2 separate regions of the Mus musculus genome follow, and region 1 is linked to region 2. A link is a loop called in an ENCODE intact Hi-C map of the cell type or tissue named here. Cell type or tissue: heart. All regions are shown on one strand. Each heading gives the region's core, and the rest is flanking DNA. Links, peaks and the distances in the headings are about the cores only. Region 1 has its middle 110 kb from the start of Arhgap20. Region 2 has its middle 6.2 kb from the start of 4933407I05Rik.

Region 1 (10,350 bases), core at 1,464-9,463, 250 kb before region 2:
GCACCCAATTTTCTTTATTTGTTCCTCTATTGATGGACTCTAGGCTAGTTCCATGTCTTGGGTGTAGACATGGATATACAATTATTTTGGGGGTGAAAAGACTTAGAACCTTTCAAGTATAAGCCCCTGAGTGGTACAGGTGAATCATATTAGAGTTCTAAATTTAGTTTTTTTGAGGCACCTCCACCTTGGTTTCCATAGCAACTGCAAGTACTTTATATTACCCTGGTGGTGTGCAGGGATTTTTCTTTTCCATTTGTTGTGAGTCGTTTTCCTAATACAGCCGTTTTGACTGGGGTGAAATGGACTCTCTGTAGCCTAAATTGCATTTCCTGGATGACTAAGCACGTTGGGTTTTTGTTTTATTTTTTTCCTACAGTCATGTATTTTCTGTCTGTGAGGACTGTCTGTTTGCTTCATTAGCCCCTCTTATTGGTTGTTTGAGATTTGGGTATTTGATTTTTTGAAGTCTTTAAGGATCTGAGGCTTTAGCCTCGTCAGAGGTACAGTAGGCAAGGATTTCCTCTCACTTTTTTTTAAAAGATATTTTCTTTATATACATTTTAAACGCTATCCCCAAAGTTCCCTATACCCTCCCTCTGCCCTGCTCCCCTACCCACCCACTCCTGCTTCTTGGCCCTGGCTTTCCCCTATATTGGGGCATATAAAGTTTGCAATACCAAGGGGCCTCTCTTCCCAGTGATGGCCGACTAGGCCATCTTCTGCTACATATGCAGCTAGAGATATGAGCTCTGAGGGTACTAGTTAGTTCATATTGTTGTTCCACCTATAGGGTTGCAGACCCCTTCAGCTCCTTGGTTGCTCTCTCTAGCTTCTCCATTGGGGGCCCTGTGTTCCATCTTATAGATGACTGTAAGCATTCACTTCTGTATTTGCCAGGCACTGGCATAGCCTCATAAAAGACAGCTATAACAGGGTCCCTTCAGCAAAATCTTTCTGGCATTGTGTAATAGTGTCTGCGTTTGGTGGCTGATTATGGGATGGACCCCTGTGTGGGGCAGTCTCTGGATAGTTCATACTTTCGTCTTCGCTCCAAACTTTGTCTCTGTAACTCCTTTCATGGATATTTTGTTCCCAATCTAAGGAGGAATGAAATATCCACCCATTGGTCTTCCCTCTTCTTGATTTTCTTGTGTTTTGCAAATTGTATCTTGGGTGTTCTATGTTTCTGGGCTAATATCCACTTATCAGTGAGTGCATATCTAATGACTTCTTTTGTGATTGGGTTACCTCACTAACGATGATATCCTCCAGATACATCCATTTGTCCAAGAATTTCATAAACCCATTGTTTTTTAATTGCTGAGTAGTACTCCATTGTGTAAATGTACCACATTTTCTGTATCCATTCCTCTGTTGAGGGACATCTGGGTTCTTTCCAGCTTCTGGCTGTTATAAATAAACCCACTCTCTATCGAGGTTTCTCTTCACTCTGATGATGGTTCCTTTCCTGTCAAGAGGAAGTTTTATATCGTACCATCCTATCTGTATATTACTGTAAGTAATATCCTGAGCTGTAGTCCTTTCCAGGAAGGTCTTGCCTCTGCCTATAACTTCTGGTGTTTTCTTATGTTTTTCTTTGGCAGGTCAGAGTTTTAAGTCTTTTTTTTTTCCCTTTAATTGAAATATACTCTTTTCTCATGTGATTTATCTTGCTTATAGTTTCCTCTCCCTCTACTCCTCATTCCTCTCTACCTGCCTCTGCCTCTGGAACCACTACCTTCCATCTCTCATTAGAAAAGAACAGGCTCCTAATAGATAACATCCAAATATGACAACATAAATATAATAGGATGAAGCGCTCTTTTTGCCCCATCTACTGCGAGGATGAAGACCATTCTCAGCAATCAGACTGTTGACATTCCAGAGAATGTCGAAATCACTCTGAAGGGGTGCACAGTCATTGTGAAGGGCCCCAGGGGGACCCTGCGGAGGGACTTCAGTCACATCAACGTGGAGCTGTCTTCTTGGGAAGAAAAAGAAAAGGCTCCGGGTTGACAAGTGGTGGGGTAACAGAAAGGAACTGGCCACCGTCAGGACCATCTGCAGTCATGTTCAGAACATGATCAAGGGTGTCACACTGGGCTTCCGATACAAGATTCAGTCTGTACGCTCACTTCCCCATCAATGTCGTCATCCAGGAGAATGGCTCTTTGGTTGAAATCCGAAATTTCTTGGGTGAAAACTACATCCGCAGGGTTCGGATGAGGACAGGTGTTGCTTGTTCTGTCTCTCAAGCCCAGAAGGATGAGTTAATCCTTGAAGGAAATGATACAACTTGTTTCAAATTCAGCTGCCCTGATTCAGCAAGCCACAACAGTTAAAAACAAGGATATCTGGAAGTTTTTGGACGGCATCTATGTGTCTGAGAAGGGAACTGTGCAGCAGGCTGAGGAGTGAGGAGGCCTCAGTTCCTGGCTCCAGAAACGAGATCCTGATCACAAGAACAATTTGGGCTCTTTTGGGAGAATAAAAGACTTATATGTTAAAAATAATAATAATAGGATGAAGCAAAAACTATCACATCGAAGTGGGACACAGCGACCCAACAGGAGAAAAAGAGTCCTGAGAGCAGGCAATAGAGTCAGAGACTCATTCTCACAGTCAGGAGTCCCATAAAATACTAAGCTGAGCGGTGGTGTCACATGACTCTAATCCCAGCACTCAGGAGGCAGAGGATGGTGGATCTCTGTAAGTTTGAGGCCAGCCTGGTTTACAGAATAAGTTCCAGGACAGCCAGGGCTGTTACACAGAGTCCGGCCAGGGGCCAGCCCCTGCTGTTCTTTCTTGGTTCTCTCTTGAGGTAAACCTAGGGAGAAGAGGTTTGCTGGTGCAAGACTTAGTCTTGTGAAATACTTAGGGTTGCCTTTTTCTATAATAAAAGTTTGCCTGTCTTAAATCTAAGTTACTTTGTAGTGGTAGCTGACCTGCTGAGTCACTCTGAGGGCAGAAACTGCAGTACTCAGTGGGAGGTACTGGAGGTTAAGTGAAAGGATTTATTGCTGATGCTCCTTTCTCTGGTGAATCAGCCAGAAGCCTCTCTGGTTATGCTGGTTAACTCTTTGTGAACCAGGGAGGAAGGAAAGGAAAAGAATTAGGATGCTTTATACAAGCAAATATGCACAGACACATACATTCAAACATTCACACACCCACTCTTTGGCCTGGCCCGACCGTCTGTCACAATCAACTCCACACGTATTCATGCATGCTTACATACATACACATATACTTACACACAAGCATAGACAAACATACATACATATTTGGATGGACAGATGGATGGATGGATGGATGGATGGATGGATGGATGGGGCAGAACTCCCCAAGCCAAACAAGTCAACCAACAATTTTATTTCTTTTCTCTAGGCTTTTATATCTTCTTAGACAAAAAGTTCTGTAGAAAATTACATCAGAGATAAAATTTTACATAGAATGAGAGTTACAGAAGGATGTTGATAACTAAGTTCAAAGCAATGTTTCTTTATAATATGCTCATTATAAGTTCAAAGCAACAGTTTTTACATGGCCTTGCCTTATCATAGTGCAAACCTATGACTTTATCCTTGAACCTAAATGCTTTTCCTTGAACACAAAATTATCCCAAGTCTATTTCTCTTTTTAGTGTAATTATGAAAGCTAATTGTGTTTCTTATTATGTAGCCTTTACTTACTATTCTGAGGAGTGGGCACATTCTATTCTTGATTCTAACTTTATTACATCTTTCTCACAACTACAACCATCTCTAAAAACTCTCTTCCTAAAATTATTTGAATCAAATCAAGAATTCTATAGAATCATAATCTATTTGTCAATATAGCATCACTACAAAATAGTACATCTTCGTGAGTCTACAGAAATCTGCTCAAAAGGTGGGCCAATACCTAGTGAGTATTATATATTTAATAACAGGAAATGCATATTAATAGCAGGAATTGTTCCTCAGATATAATCTCCTCAGCCTTGTCTAGAGGAGTAAACCCATTATAGATTGGCAGTCTATGGCAGAACTATCTCAGAGAGATCACCTGGTAGTTTTTAACCTTTCCTAGATGGCTCTTGGCAGAAACCCTGTCTGGGGGGTGGCGGGGGGGGGGGGGGAACCAAGCTAGCAGCTATACCATATGCACAGAGGATTTGGCAGACCCATGCAAGTCCTGTGCTTATTGTTTCAGTCTCTGTGACCTCAACTGGGCCTTGTTTATTTGACTCAGAGAGCCTTATACTCCTGGTGTTCTCCACTTTCTCTGGATATTAGAATCTTTCTACCTCTTCTGCTGTGGGATTCCCTGAGCTCTGAGGGGCAGAATTTGATGAAGACTTCTTCCCATTTAGACTCTCTCTCCACAAAATGCTTGGCCATGCTCTCTGCATGTGTTCCCATCTGCTGCTTGAGGGAGCCTCTCTGATGATGGCTCGTCAGGCCACAGATCGATGAGTACAACAGAAGACCATCAGGAGTCATTCCATTGAGAGCTGTTTTTTTCATTTTGTTTGTTTTTTATTTTGTTTTTTTGTTTGCTTCTTTGTTTTAGACCAATAGTGTTTGGTTTTTACCTGTGGCTATCTAGTATCTAGCTGTTGGTTATCCAAGCAATCTTATCTTGACACCTTTGATCCATACTTAATTGATTTTTATTCAGGGTGAAAGAGATGAGTCTAATTTTACTCTTTTACCTGTGAAGATTCAGTTTCCCAACAACAGTTTGTTAAAGAGGCTGTCTTTTTCTCCAATGTGTTTTTTATACCTGTGTCAAAAATGAGGTGCATACATCTATGTGGCTTTGGTTCTAGGTTATCAATATTCCACTGGCATATGGATCTGTTTTGTGCCAGCCCCAGGCTGTATTTTGTTACTAATAGCTTTATAATATAACTTGAAATCAGGTGTTGTGATGACTCCAGGATTTCTTTGGTCATTCAGGTTATTTTGGACTTTCATATGCATTTTGAGTTGGTATATAATAAATATGCTGAGCTTTTGGTTGAGCTTTCTCCAACAGAGATCTGAGTCTACCCAGTGATAATCCCCCCCCCCTCTCTCTCTCTCTCTGTGTGTGTGTGTGTGTGTGTGTGTGTGTGTGTGTGTGTGTGTGTGTGTGTATGTTCTGTGTTTGTCTTCTTTCTCTGGCAACCCCAACTTGGAGCAACATCCAGCACAGTGAGGAAATTGGGCATCATTTGTTTTTTTCTGATGCTAGAAGAAATTGCCTCAGTTTTCCCATTTTGTTATGATATTAGCAAAAGACTTGTTATATGTAGTCATTTTTAGCTTGAGATACACTCCTTCAGTTCCTTGTTTCTCAAGTCTTCCTTCATAAAGGGATTTAAATTTTGTCTAAAGTACTTGCTGTTATCTATTGAGATGGTTATGTAATTAATTGCCATAGGCTATATTATGTTTATTGATTTGTATAGGTAAACTATCCTTATATGCTTGGCATAAAACCAACTCTGTCATGATACATAACAATTGTGATGTAGTGCTAAATGTGCTTTGCAAGTCATTTATTGAGAATTTTTTTGTGTCTTTGTTCACTAGGAGAAGTGACTTAACGAAACTTTCCTCAAACTTCCTTTTCTTTGCAAGCTTATTTTGTTCCTTGAATTAGCATTCCCCTGAACATGAGTTTATAAAACATTAACAGAGGTCAGCATGGTGGTCCCGGTCAGTGGGTCGTAAATCTTGATAAAAGTGTGTCAGAGATGAAAATATGGAATGCTACTGTGGATCTAGGAATCCTGGAATCCATGTTTATCACCAGGCCTAACACAGCCCTTAAATATATAGGTGACTGTTCTTCAAAAGGATAGAGACAATATAGTTTATTAGCTATGGATCCATCTAAAAGCACCACTAAGATTTCTAATAGATATTTTTCTGTGTTGCTTCTTCTTGCAGTCACTAGAAACTAAAAATATAACTGTTATGTGGGAGATCTGTAAAATGTTTTGATGTATAAAAGGGTTCTTTGTGCTAAAAGGACAAAAAAGGCTGAAAAAGCACTCCCTGTACCCAGAAGATGAGCTCCACTGGCTGGAAACTCAGGCATGATGCCATTAGATGAGAATATTCTAGGGTCACAGCAAACTGTGGTTCCTCCGCAATCGTAAAACACAGCATGGTCTGGGCACCCGTGAATAACCTGGATGGGTAGGACCCAGTGTTGTGCAGGGGATCCTTGCATCTCTCTTAGGCTAGGGCTCTGTGGAATGTTTGACACAGCAAGTCCAGCGAAGCGGGGGTTTCTGTACTGCAGCTGTATAAATGAGCTGCCATGGCCAGATGTGACTGTCATGACCCTGTTTGTGTACAGCATGGACATGCAGCCTCCACAGCCCTTGGGGATCTTTTTGGCTCTGGGACGCTATGATAGCAGACTTCAGTAAGTTGTGCATCAAAAAGCCAGCCAAATACCCATGAAAAAGAAAAAAACAAAAATGTGCTCACAGATGCTGCTCTCTCCAAAGAGAGAGCAAACTCAGGTTTGTCCAATGAAAGCAAATTCTACAGTATCCTTAATTACAAGGATGGTCTGCCTTCTCAGCCAAAAGCATACGGCAGCATGGCTCAGCCCCTTCATTATACTGGACTCATGACAGCCTTGCTGGTGAGCTGACCCTGGTGATTATCATAGCATGCAGTGGTACCATCCATATGTGGTGTGGCTTATATCACTTTTTTACTAATCCAGCTGATAGACAACATGTAATTTTGTTCTCATTTAAGAAACACATGTTTGTTCTGCACCTCTTGGTTCCTTTCCATTATCACTTTTGCTGCATTGTATTGTTTTTTTGGAGCCAGTGGTTCAGGCTAGCCCAGGACTCATTATGTAGCCCAGGCTGACCTTGAACTCACAGCAACACTCCTGTTTGGGCCTCCATGTATTTGGTTCTTTATAAATTCTCTGGCCCAACTGAGCTTTAAGAAACTATAAAATTAAATCACATTTGCCTTCTCTGAAGTAGAAAAGGCAGAGTGACCAGAAACATAACAGATGGAGCTATTCTTGGCTTCAGCTCTTAGCATCAGTGGCCACACCCCAAAGGGATGGCTGATCCAGGGCTATTGGCAAAAACAGTACAGAGAGAATCAGGTCCTCTGAGAGTCTAATTTTTCTTACCAACTTGGTGTTGACTTCTTTCGTCTGATCTTAGATGCATATTTTCTATATTCTCTCTCGGGACTCTGGGTCAATTGTTGATCTCATAATTTGCCAGCTTGCATCTCCCTTCATGGTTTTAAATTGCTCATGTCAGGAGGGGTTCACAGGTTTTGCTAATATCCTACACTCCAAATGGTAAAACTTGGGTTCCTCAATTCTCCATTCAAATCTTCCCAGGGTACCTAAATGTGTAAGTTTAGTAGTTAACAGTAAAAGGGATTGAAACAGAAGTTTATATCTTTAGTGAATTTTAACTACACAGTTCTTTTGAGAGAGAAAGAAAGAAAGATAGAGAGAGAGAGAGAGAGAGAGAGAGAGTGTGTGTGTTTACCATTTCATTTGGCATTTAAAATATAGCAATTATAGCTAAATATTCCTGACCTTGAGCTAACTAGGAGAGCCTGCCTATGGAATATAGAACACCCAGATTCATGTAAGCCACACTGAATGAATCTAACTGATAGGAAGACATTGGCCAGCAACACCCTAGCTCTATCTATACAACCGAGGCATCTGGAAGGAAACCGAATGCTGTTAGAACTTAAGAAACCGTCCAATGCTTAGACTGTACACACAATTGTTTTTATTTTTAAGTGCTTGGTGTTTAGTGAGCAACAACCTCTTACCAAAATATTTTTTTCCTCCCAACTTTTGGGATGATTCGTCCTTTTTTCTTTGGATCTTCTGCCCAGGGATTACAACATTTTCGAAACACGGTGCATCTACATGATATCAAATGCTTTCTGGAGGAAGTGACCAATTCCTTTGGCTTGGTTACTACGTGGGGCCTCATGAAAATGTTTGTTCAAGCAAAGGGTTATGCTGGATGAGTGGGGGCTTTGAGATGAAAATATAGTGTTTGCCTCTCTGGGAACCTGAATAAACAGGTTGGGCTTTGATTAATCTCTGCCTTACTTAGTTTCAAAATGTGTAGAAGGAGGAGAGATGACCCTGCTAGGAAGGCAGATTAAGTAATTTCTGGCATGAATGAATCCAGAATGGCCTGGGGTGGAGAGAGATAAGATGCATTTGTCATCTTTACGAAGCATTTGGAAACTATGTAAAGAAGAGAGAGGAGGGACCAGCATTGAGGGCAGTCGGCCTAGCCAGGAAGCAGCCTGGGTGAGCACAATGTCTCCCGCATTGTGTCCCAGCCTTTATATGTGTAGGTGTTAGTGGATGCCTGCCACAAAAGGTGCACTGCTTTCAACTGGGTTTGCAGACTTCTGGGTTCGTGTAATTAAGCAGTTTTATGTGTTAAGTTGGTCACTTTACTGCAGGACTTCCTGGCCTCTTCAGATGTATTATGAGTGCCTAAGTTCCAAAGATGACTTATCAAGAAATAGTCTCATTTAGGCACCTTTACCAACGTCTCCTTATCAATATCTTCTTATCAATCTCTCCTTCTGTAGCAGCCCAAGAAAACTGTCTTAGAAAAAGCATGATCCGGATCTAGTTGTGCAGGCCTATAATTCCAGGTGTGGAGGGGGCCAGGATTAAGGATTTTCTGTTAAAGGTCAGAATGGGTGACTTAGATGAAGCGCAGTGGGCAGAGGGCTTTGCCTAGTACTCAGGAGACCCAAACCTTAACGTCACAAAGCAAAAAGAAAGCGACTCTTCCTAGTTGTTTTTTCTTTCGAGTCTTGGCTTCACGTGCAATTCATCAGAGTATAAATCCCACCCCCTCTGCACATTAGCTGTGTGATCTGGGGCAGATAGAATCCTAGTATGCCTTGTGTTTGTCTGTGGTAAAACATAGGTTTTGATTTGGGAGGTACAGAATTCTCATGAGAATTAACTGACACTATAATAAATATAAACCAAATCTATACGATTAGTAAAGTACAAAATACACATTGATCCATGCTATGAATTCAGACATGAGTTATAAATATAATCTTGAGATATTCATGTTAAGAGTGGATTTTCATTAATTTAAGGACATTAGCCATAAAACTGATGTCCCACTGAAAACACGATCTAGTATTTGGCCATACTCTGCAAAACAGTTCACTTTTGATATCCCCTGTCCAAACAGTGAGCAGATGAGACCCAAAGGAGCACCTCTCTCTTTATTAAAAATGGCTGGAGGAAAACAATCTGCCTGATTCTGCGCGTGTGCACACACACACACACACACACACACACACACACACACACACACACACACACACTATTGTAACAAACTCCTGGAGCAGTTGGAAAGGACACAGCCAGCTTAGGATTTATGTCTGGTCTTTAAACTCTGAAATAAGCTGAATTATGTAAACATTTTGGCACAGCATACAGGGAGGGAAATACATTCCTCCTGGCATTATTAACAGGTGCTGTGGGAATAAGCAGCTATGGAGAGTTCACATTGCAGTGTCAGCAGAAGAAAATGTATTTTATAGGCTTATAGGGATAGAGGAGGGCCAGCAAGAGCCCACAGGTCCCATGCAGGAAGATGGCTGACAAATACTTTCCAGCTGTCACAACTGCACACGGGGTCTCATGATTTCTTATAGTGTTATGAATGTAAACGGTATTCAATTAACTGTTTCAAACACAGAAAGACTGCATTTACAAGAGAGAGATTTCTAGGCACCTGTCATGCCTGCCACCTCTGCTGTTTTCTGTGGTGCTCAGGGGCAGGAGAGAGGTTGCCCCCCACCCCTGTTCTAAGGCCACTCAGCTGTGCTCAGAGAATATAAATAAAAATAGACATACAAGGAGTGAGTTCTCAGTAAGCAGCAACTCCATCACCTGAGGCTGAGCCTCAGTATTTAGTCTATCCACACAGCATCTCAACCTCCTGCATCAGCCCCCTCCTCCCCTGGCCCCAGACTCACCAACACTAACAAGTACCATGAGAGGAAAAGAGCTTTATGTCCAGGAGGTATGCATGCTACTGCATAGAGCACCAGAGAGACTGATAGAAGTTCTTTCTCTGAAGAGCTAGGGGTGAGAGTACCTTTAAAGATCAAAGGCTCCCTGCCTGGCTGTATATTCCCTTTTAAGAATGAGCAAAAGGGAAAAAAAAAAAAAAGCAATCTGCCAGAAACAGAAGGCCACATGCTAGAAACTGCAGTCAGGTAGCAACAGAACATGACATAAGACTCTCCCCAGCAGTTGAAAGAGCCTGTTGTAAAGACAGATGCTGTGAGCAAAGTTCTAAGT
Region 2 (10,350 bases), core at 1,225-9,224:
CTTATCAGTCCAGGAGATGACATTTCTTAACTTCATAATTTACATGGCAACTTGGGAAATCACACATCCCAGGCATGTGTCTCAACTTGTGTTTTCACAGCATAGACACACACAGAAACACATGTTCACTCTTGAGATGCCTGCTGACAAGACTTCTCCTCTGACTCTCAGACACCTGGCTCTCAGAATACACTAGCATCCACTATATTCTTCAGGGGCGTTGAGTAATGGTGACTTCCACTTCCACTCACCTCTCAGAAAAGCTGGAAGGGGTGAGCAAACCTTGCCACCTCCCTCAGATGCATGCATGCGCACAGACACACAGGCATGGACGCACGCACATGTGCGTGTTAAACAGTGTCTCTTTTACTCACATCATAAAATAGGCATATATAGACTGCCATAGAGCTTGTCTTGGGAGTGCTGACGTGCATAACTTATTTAAGCAGTTTGTAGACGAACTCAGGGTTTGCACAGCTGTTCATACTGTTAAAAAGAACTGTTTTAATTCTGGCCATAACAGCAAAGAGGATGTTGAATTCTCATTCTTCCTGTGCAAGCTAAACCGGTCTACCAAAATCTGAAGAATGCTCTCTCCGGGCATCCGATAGCCACATAGCAAACCTGAGTCAGTTCCTCTCCCACACCTATGCTCCTCACAACCCCCACACCTATGCTCCTCACAACCCCCACACCTATGCTCCTCACAACCCCACACCTATGCTCCTCACAACCCCACACCTGTGCTCCTCACAACCCCACACCTGTGCTCCTCACAACCCCACACCTGTGCTCCTCACAACCCCACACCTGTGCTCCTCACAACCCCACACCTATGCTCCTCACAACCCCCACACCTGTGCTCCTCACAACCCCACACCTATGCTCCTCACAACCCCACACCTATGCTCCTCACAACCCCACACCTATGCTCCTCACAACCCCACACCTATGCTCCTCACAACCCCACACCTATGCTCCTCACAACTCCCACACCTATGCTCCTCACAACCCCACACCTATGCTCCTCACAACCCCACACCTATGCTCCTCACAACCCCACACCTATGCTCCTCACAACCCCCACACCTGTGCTCCTCACAACCCCACACCTATGCTCCTCACAACCCCACACCTATGCTCCTCACAACCCCACACCTATGCTCCTCACAACCCCACACCTATGCTCCTCACAACCCCACACCTGTGCTCCTCACAACCCCACACCTATGCTCCTCACAACCCCACACCTGTGCTCCTCACAACACCACAGATCCAGATTTTCTCCAGTGTCCCAAAATGCAGGTCAAACTCCTTGCTGTGACTCTGGATCCTGCTCTCCTCTGCCTCTTCCTTCAGCATTTCTGGTTCAGTTGTTGGTGTGTGCTCAGTAAAGCGCCCTTGCTTGGGCCCTCTCCATGGTCTCTGAAATCTGTGTTTGGGTGGCTTCAAGACCCTGAAGACAGGACATGTCCTTTATTGTCACCCCAGCTTTTAATCCAGTGTCTGATCTGAATAGGTTCTCCATCATCTATGACTGAATTAAGGTGTGGGAAGAGTAGGTGGCATTGGGGTGGGTGTCTCTGAAGTCAAAGATGTCCTGATTCCAAGGACTTCTGCTGTGCTCCCAGGAACTGTGCTGCAAAGCCTCCTTGGGGGATAAGCTTCTTTACAGGAGCTATTATACATCTCATGGCAAAGGACACCAATGACACATGAAACGGATTCCAGAGAAGGAGTATAGTAGTTACCCCCCAACCTTGAAATTAGTTTCCATCTACAGAGCTCTGGGGTTACCAAGCAGCAGAGGCAGGAGGGATGCCTCCCCACCCAGCTTTTCTTTTTAATTGAAATTTTTGTAATATATTCTCTTCACAGCTTCCCCTCCTCCATTGTCTCCCAGGCCCTCTCCACCTCCCATCCAATTCCACACCTGACAAACAGGAAAATTAGAAAAGCAAAAATACAAGAAAAAATTAAAAGCACAAGAAACACACAAAACAAAAGACAAAAAAAAAAAAACCAAAATCAGAAATCATAATATGCACACAAACAATAAAACTTTTTTAAATGCCCAAAGCAATATGAGACTTTTTTTTTTAAAAAATCTACAAAACCCACCATTGAGTTCATTTTATGTTGGTATCTTCTGCTGGGCATGGCCCTGCCCTGAAGGGTGATTTATATACCTAATGAGATTCTGTTGCATAAAACTGAGTTTTCCTTTCTGAGCAGTTATCATGTAGAGATCGATGTTGGTTAGGGCTGAGAGTTTGTGTCTACTCAGCGTTGGGATACCATCTGGCATATATGATGTAGTCCCTGTGAATGCCACCACAGTCTCTGTGAGGTCACATGTGTGCCAGTTCTGTTATGTGTGAAGATAACGGTTTACTTTTTTTTGTCATCTGACCCCTTTGGCTCTAGCAATCTTTCTGCCTCTTGTTCTGCAGGGTTCTCTAAGTCCTGAGGGAAAGTATTTGATTATAGGACTGAGTGTGCCAAGGTCTCTCACTCTCGGCACACTATGGGTCTCTGTATTCACTCCCATCTACTGGAGAAGAAAGCTGCTCTTATGATGACTAAGCCAGTCATTGGTCTATGGGCATAGTAGACAGTCATTAGGAGTCATTTTATTGCTGTGTCCCTTTAGAAGAACAACAGTGTTTTGTTTCCTTCTAGGCCTATGGTCTATCTAGTCTCAGGTTCTTGGCCACTTGAACAGTGTTGGGCTTCCATCTCATGGAGTGGACCTTAAATCTAATCAGATAATAGATTGTCACTCCCATAACATTTGTGCCATTATTGTATCAGCATAGAAAGCAGGTAGGTCACTCTTAGGGGCTTTGGGATTTGTAGCTGGGTTAATGGTTACTTTTCGCCTCTGGTAGAATGCACAGTACCTTCAAGTACCATGAAGTATCATTAGTTAGTGAAGATGAAGGCTCTAACTTCTTCATGTTCAGTGAGATATGTAAGTGTTGTCTTCAGCAATGAATTCTTTTTTTTTTTTTTTTTTTTTTTTTGGTTTTTCAAGACAGTTTCTCTGTGTAGCCCTGGCTGTCCTGGAACTCACTTTGTAGACCAGGCTGTCCTGGAACTCAGAAATCTGCCTGCCTCTGCCTCCTGAGTGCTGGGATTAAAGGCGTGCGCCACCAGGCCCGGCCAGCAATGAATTCTTAACATGAGTTTTTGGAGAACAACCAACAGCCTTGGCAATAGCCTGAGTGGTTTGGAGGTTTCTAGTGCTCACGTCTTGAACCACAGGCAGAAATCAAAGAGAGTACACCAACCCACACCTCCTAAACCGCCCAAACATCACCCCTAACTAGGGATTAAGCCCTGAAATTCTAGAGACAATGGTGGGACGTTTCTCATTCAAACCAACACAAGGAGGAAACAGCACTAAGGAAAATAAAAAGTGGTCAGCTTAGTTAAAGAGTTAGTGTATTTACCAACTGTTTTCAGAACATCATCCTTAGTCCAATATAGGACTGGGTCCCTGGAACAAAAGAAAAGTTTTAAAAAGTCTCAGCTCTCAGAGAATGCAGGGTTCAGTAGAAAAAGTAAGATGTGAAATGCAATACATAAGTAAACAATAAATGAATAAAAGCTCCTATCAATTAAAAAGGACACCAGGAGTAAAATGTGACAAACTCCTTTTATGGGGCCACATGTGCACCCCACATCCTGCATCCTATTCCGGGCCTTTCACAGTCCTTGTCTCATTTGGATCTCCCAGGAGGTCTCTAAGCTGGATGGGTGGGAAAGGGAAGGGGGTAGTAATGAGAGGCGGCAGGGTGAGCCTAGTGTGCTGGGCAGGGCTAGGTGGTCTCTCTGGCTTAAGTTATATCCCTTTGGGCAGCCTTGGGCCAGCCAGCCCAGCCCGTCTTTGGCTGGATGAGGGGCCTGAGCCAATCAATCCTGCAGCCCAGGCAGACCGTGCTGGGGGCCTTGGCGCAGCCCATAATGAATCTGGCTAGCAACAGAACTTATTTTTACACCTCTTCACATTAGTCTCCAAAGACCAGACCTGAACGCAAAGCGAGAAAACATGGATTGATCGCAGCTGTGGATCCATGGTGATTTGTGCTTAGTGCTGAAAAGTGTCGGGTCTGTGGTTGGAACCCCTGACTTTCTGGCCATGAGCCATCATTAACACAAATGCTGATATGTTTGTTCTTCTCCCTTTGTGTCAGGCCCCATCAGCCGACCCTGCCTAACTTCTGCCTTACAAAATTTCCATGTGTTTTAGAGTCATTGTATACAAGATCTTTGTTCAAAACTGCCATGGTCACAGTACACAGAGATCACCAGTCTGTGGACAGGCTGAGGTATTAGTCCTAAGGGCATATAACATGGTCCCTAATACTAGAAGCTGAAGTCAGATGACCTGGGTCCAAATCACAGCACCAACTTGTCTGTTGTGTAACCCAGAGTGCCAAAATCATCATTGTGAACATCTGGCTCTTCTTGGTAAGATGTAAGTAACAAAACCATACATCAAGAACTTCTTGAACTGAAAGATGGTCCTAGTTAGCTTTAACTATCTGCTTGACACAGCCTAAAGGGACCGCTGAGGGGAAAGCCTCAACTGAGCAGTTCCCTAGGTCAGTTTATCCATGAGCATGTCTGTACAGACAGAGTTGCCTTGATTGCTAATTGACATCAAAGGTCCAACCCACTGTGAGTGGTACCATTCCCTAGGCAGGTGTTTCTGGACTGTTTGAGGGAGTGAGGTAAGCATCTGCCTGAGTGAGCCAGTAAGCAGCCTTCCTCCATGGCTGCTTCTTCAAGTTCCTGCAGTCAAGCCTTCCCTCCTCTGAGTTGCTTTTGGTTATGATATTTTGTCACAGCCACAGAAATGAAACTAGGACACGGATCAATTTTTGTTATTGTTTTTCCAACTTGGGGCGGATCCTTTTGTATAAAGATAATGCTTGGGAGTGGCCAGCAATTTCAAATTGCTATGAAAAATGATTATTTGCTATAGGAACTTGCAGACGAAACCATCGAGCATGGCTGCTTACTGGCTCACTCAGGCAGATGCTTGCCTCGCTCCCTCAAACAGCCCAGAAACACCTGCCTAGGGAATGGCACCACCCACAGTGGGTTGGACCTTCTTCTGTCAATTAGACATTCTATAAAAATGCTTATTCTAAATGTGTATACTTACTACCATAGACCACTAACTGAGGACCATGTACCAGCATCACTACAGATCTCACCCAGAAAAGCGTAACCCCTGGCACAGAATGAGAGTGTTTTCTGCTGTGGTGATTATGAGCCCCTTGTGTGTTTGTAAAAATAAAGTACTGGCCAGTGACTTAGCCCATTAATCACACGTACTAGTAGAAAGAGAAATAATCTCCAAAGCAAGATTATTGTTTGTTTAGTTATTTACTTTTGACTAGCAGGGCTCTGACTAAACATTATTGCTTAAATTTCTTGGCATTTGTATTCAGCATTAGGTAATCTCTGGATTTTGTTTTCTTTTGCAGCCTCTGAAGATGCCTTTCATCTCCTAAGGACTGTGGGTGACAAGGCTGATACAGCTATCGGTGGGTTTCTGTGGGCTGTTCTGTAGGTCAGTTCTCTCTTAGCAATTAGAACCTTTCTAAGCATAACACAAAAGAGCTACAGTGGCCTCTGCCTATGGGCTTCTGGGCTGTTTACTTCTTCACAGCAGGCTGAGACCTGTTAGCTCAAAAGTGCTCTGGCACTAAACACAGATTTTTACACATCCAGTTGTTTTTAGTCATAGTCTAAATAAGCAGACATCTAGCCATTTGGAGCCTGTCTACTATGCAGAACCCAGGAGGCTTCATCCAACATCTACAAACCATAGATAAGAAAGACCTGATAACCACAAACCCCAGAAGCCTCTGTCACTCGGCTGAGCTCTCTGACCCAGACTCTTGACATTTCAGCTGGGTCTCTGACCCCCTCCCTTGGGAGTTCCCTTTTCTGCGCAGTGGCCCCTGCAGTAACTGTAGACTCTCACAGATACTTTCCTGTGGTAAGGTATGTGCCACAAATGAGACCTGTCAGAGTAGCACTAGAGTCTGTGTGTGCTACTGCCACCTGGTGGTCATATCTTCCATCACTCAGTCTCCAGAACCCAAGACTTAAACTGTAGCAATGAACCAAATTCGAGGTCTGTTTTCAGTGGTTTGAGCTTCAGTTAAAGGTACCTAAGGCCCAGCAGGCTCCCTACACAGCAATGACAGAAGGAAAACTCTGTTAGGTGTGCCTTCCCACTCCACAAGGCTAGAATTTAAAATCAGAAATCTGCTTACAAGGGCTTTCTTTATTTGGCTTGCTGGCGTGTAGCAGCGGGCAGACTACCCACTAATAGTGACCATTGATTCTGTCAATGGGAAAATGAGTTCTCCACCTCCACAGGCTGTCATGAGGATTGAACAAATTAATGCATATGGTGACATAGTTTCAGACAATACACGGTCACCACAGAGCATCATTATTGCTATCTACATTTCTCCCTCTGAAGGTGCTACCATGGCCTCCATGTCAGACCCTATTAGAAAAGAGACTTAGATTGCCTAAAAAGCTTTAATGGAAATGTAACATTTTTTAATAAAACATTTTATTTTATTTTTATTACTTTTTTATTAGATATTTTCTTTATTTACATTTCAAATGCTATCCCCTTTCCTCATTTCCCATCAAAAATCCCCCTTCCCCCTGCTCACCAATTCACCCACTCCTGCTTCCTGGTCCTGGCATTCCCCTACATTGGGGCATCAAGCCTTCACAGGACCAAGGGCCTCTCCTCCCATTGATGACCTACAAAGCCATCCTCTGCTGCATAGGCATCTGGAGCCATGAGTCCCACCATGTGCTCTTTGGTTGGTGGTTTAGTCCCTGGGAGCTCTGGGGGTACTGGTTGGTTCATATTGTTGTTCCTCCTATGGGGCTGCAAGCTCCTTCAGCTCCTTGGACCCTTTCTCTAGCTCTTCCATTGGAGACCCTGTGCTCAGTCCAATGCTTAGCTGAGAACATCCACTTCTGTATTTGTCAGGCACTGGCAGAGCCTCTCAGGAGACAGCTATATCAAGCTCCTGTCAGCAAGCACTTGTGTCTGGGTTTGGTGACTGTATATGGGGTGGATCCCCAGGTGGAGAAATCTCGGGATGGTCATTCCTTCAGTCTCTGCTCCACACTTTGTCTCTGTTTCTCCTCCCATGGGTATTTTGTTCCCCCTTCTAAGAAGGACTGAAGTATCCACACTTTGGTCTTCCTTCTTCTTAAATTTCATGTGTTTTGCAAATTGTATCTTGGGTAATCTGAGCTTCTGGGCTAATATCCACTTATCAGTGAGTGCATATCATGTGGGTTTTTTGGGATTGGGTTACCCCAGTCAGGATGATATTTTCTAGTTGACTCATTTGCCTAAGAATTTCATAAATTCATTGTTTTGAATAGCTAAGTACTACTCCATTGTACCACTTTTCCTGTATCTATTCCTTTGTTGAGGAACATCTGGGTTCTTTCAAGCTTCTGGCTATTATAAATAAGGCTGCTATGAACATAGTGGAGCATGTGTCCTTATTACATGTTGGAGCATCTTCTGGGTATATGCCTAGGACTGGTATTGTTGGGTCCTCAGGTAGTACTATGTCCAATTTTCTGAGGAACTGCCAAACTGATTTCCAGAGTGGTTGTACCAGCTTGCAATCCCACCAGCAATGGAGGAGTGTTCCTCTTTCTCCACATCCTCTCCAGCATCTGCTGTCACCTGAGTTTTTGATCTTAGCCATTCTGACTGGTGTGGGGTGGAATCTCAGGGTTGTTTTGATTTGCATTCCCCTGATGACTAAAGATGTTGAACATTTCTTTAGGTTCTTCTCAGCCATTCGGTATTCCTCAGTTGAGAATTCTTTGTTTAGCTCTGTACCCCATTTTTAATAGGATTATTTGTTTCTCTGGAGTCTAAGTTCTTGAGTTCTTTGTATGTATTGCATATTAGCCCTCTATCGGATGTAGGGTTAGTAAAGTTCTTTTTTACAATCTGTTGGTTGCTGTTTTATCCTATTGACAGTGTCCTTTGCCTTACAGAAGCTTTGCAATTATATGAGGTCCCATTTTGGAAATGTAACTTCTAGTTCTATGAAATTAAGAATGCTAAGAGAGCATTCTAAACGATTACACACTAACAAATATAGCAGCCCAGATAAAATGGAAAACTTCCTGGAAACACAATACCTACTGAAATCTGTGAGGAAATGGAAAGTCCAAATGGACCACAGCTGGTAAGAAGACTGAGTAACTCATCGGAAGTTCTCCTGGATAATAGGCGTTAGTGCCAATCTATAAGACTCTTGACTAAGACCAATCCTTTACAAATCTCCCTGCTTTTCCCCCAAAAATGAAAAAGATATTTTTAACTCATTCCACAAGGCCACTTAAGTCAGAAAAAAAAGTACAAAGCAACATCCTTATGAATATTGTTCTGATAATCCAAACAATTAAAAGAGAAAATGAAATTTGTCTGTACATTAAAAATGAGTATTCATCACCAACAAGTAGGAGTTATTCTAAAAATACAAAGATAGTCCATTGCACAAAAGCCAATCAATGCAATCAATAAACCGCATCAACAAATAAAGGGACAAAAATTAACCTCTACTGATGCAGTTCGGCATCTGACACAGTTCAGCATCCTTCCATGACTATAAGGAAGTCAGAAGGAACTGAAAGGAACCTCCCTAGGCTAGCAAAGGTTTGGTATTAAATAACACAATTAACGGGATATTGGTGATAGAGGCCCAGCAACTTGTTCCTCTCGGGTCAGGCAGGAGACAAGGTGCCTATTTCATCACTTGTAGTAAACATTATATTGAAAGTTTTAGGTAGAAGAATTAGGAAACAGATAGGGATGTAGCTCCGTGGTAGCGCTCTTGCCTGGCGTGTGCAAGCCTCTGCGGTTAAACCTCAGCACCGCAAGAACAAGAGGGAAAGAGTGAGGGTTGGAAAGAAAGGGGAGTAGGGAAGAAGAGAGACACAGAGAGAGACAGAGACAGAGACAGAGAGAGTTCAATTGTGTGCCTAAGACAATATGATCTTATACATAAAAATTAATGTAGCATTAAAACTGGCACTCATGAATGACAATCATAACTAATAAGTGAGCCCAGCATAGTTGAAGGATCCAGTATGGACTTTCACGGCCTTGCTGTAATGTGTTCTCTAGCAATGAACAAGCTGGGAAAGAAATAAAGAAAACAGCTCCAGGTATAACTGCTAGGAATTAGTCAAGGATATAAATAAAGGACCTATCTCAGGAACGTGAAGAACACTTTGACAGAAATTAAATAAGACAACAGTAAGTGGAAAGGCATCCCAGATTCATGGGTTGGAACATTTAATACTGTTAAGCGCCAGCAATAGCCAAAGCAATCTACAATGACAGAATCCCTCTCAAAATCACAACATTGCTTCTGTAATCATAGACAAAGCTCCTAAAGTTGACATGAATCTAAAGGGGCGCTAACAACCAAAATAATAGTAACAACAGCAACAATAATAAAGTTAAATCAAGCTTCCTAATTTCACATTTTACTGCAATAATCAAAATAGTATATCAGGAGCATAAAGACAGATATACAAAACAATGGGAAAGGTCTGAAAGCCATAAATAAACTCTGGTAGGTATGGGCACATGATTCCAACAAGAGTTCTATGACCATTCAATAAGAATTCAACACAGTGGGGCATGGTAGCACACACTTTTAATCCCAGCACTCAGGAGGCAGAGGCAGGCAGATCTCTGAGATCAAGGTCAGCCTGGTCTACAGAACAAGTTCCAGGACAGCCAGACCCATGTAGAGACCCTATCTCAAAAAAAAAAAAAAAAAAAAAAAAAAAAAAGATAAAACTTCTGTAATTACTTGGCTCATGTGTTGATGAAGAAAAATGTTTTTAAGAGGATACAGCAGCCTTTTCAATAATCTATATTAGAAACCCTGGAGCCCAAGTGCAGAAGAATGACATTGAGCTGGGCATGGTGGCACCTGCCTACAGTACAAGCACTTGGGAGGATTTATCAGAAGGGTCAAAGCCAGCTGGAGTCACATGGGAACAGCCTGTCTCAAACCAAGGACAAGAAACGGAGGAGGAAGAAGGAGAGGGAGAAGAAACAGTAGTAGCAGTTGTTTCTCTGCTTAATACTATTTATAAAAATTAACTCAAGCACATCAGAAACCTAAGAGTAACAACTAAAATTGTAAAACCATGAATAAAACAGGAGGCATTCTCATTATACTGTGTTGGCACTATTTCTTTAATGACTGTGACCCAGGCACTGGCAAAAAAAAAAAAAAAAAAAAA

The links. Peaks named below come from ENCODE experiments on the same cell type or tissue, not always from the same donor. Only the 100,000 strongest peaks of a DNase experiment are listed, where the experiment ranks them.
Region 1: it touches region 2 in a loop (3.0-fold over the local background); 2 of 42 quality-filtered maps call a loop at or near these places.

The regions. Positions count from the first base shown.
Region 1 is chr9:51,655,041-51,665,390 of GRCm38, forward strand. It overlaps the pseudogene Gm8959. Among named protein-coding and RNA genes, the nearest start is that of Arhgap20, 110 kb to the right of the region's middle. In heart, for the core only: no CTCF peak of the experiment used is centred there; DNase peaks (open chromatin) are centred at 6,311 and 7,071.
Region 2 is chr9:51,903,086-51,913,435 of GRCm38, forward strand. No RefSeq gene overlaps it. Among named protein-coding and RNA genes, the nearest start is that of 4933407I05Rik, 6.2 kb to the right of the region's middle. In heart, for the core only: a CTCF peak has its summit at 6,097 (motif pointing left); a DNase peak (open chromatin) is centred at 5,896.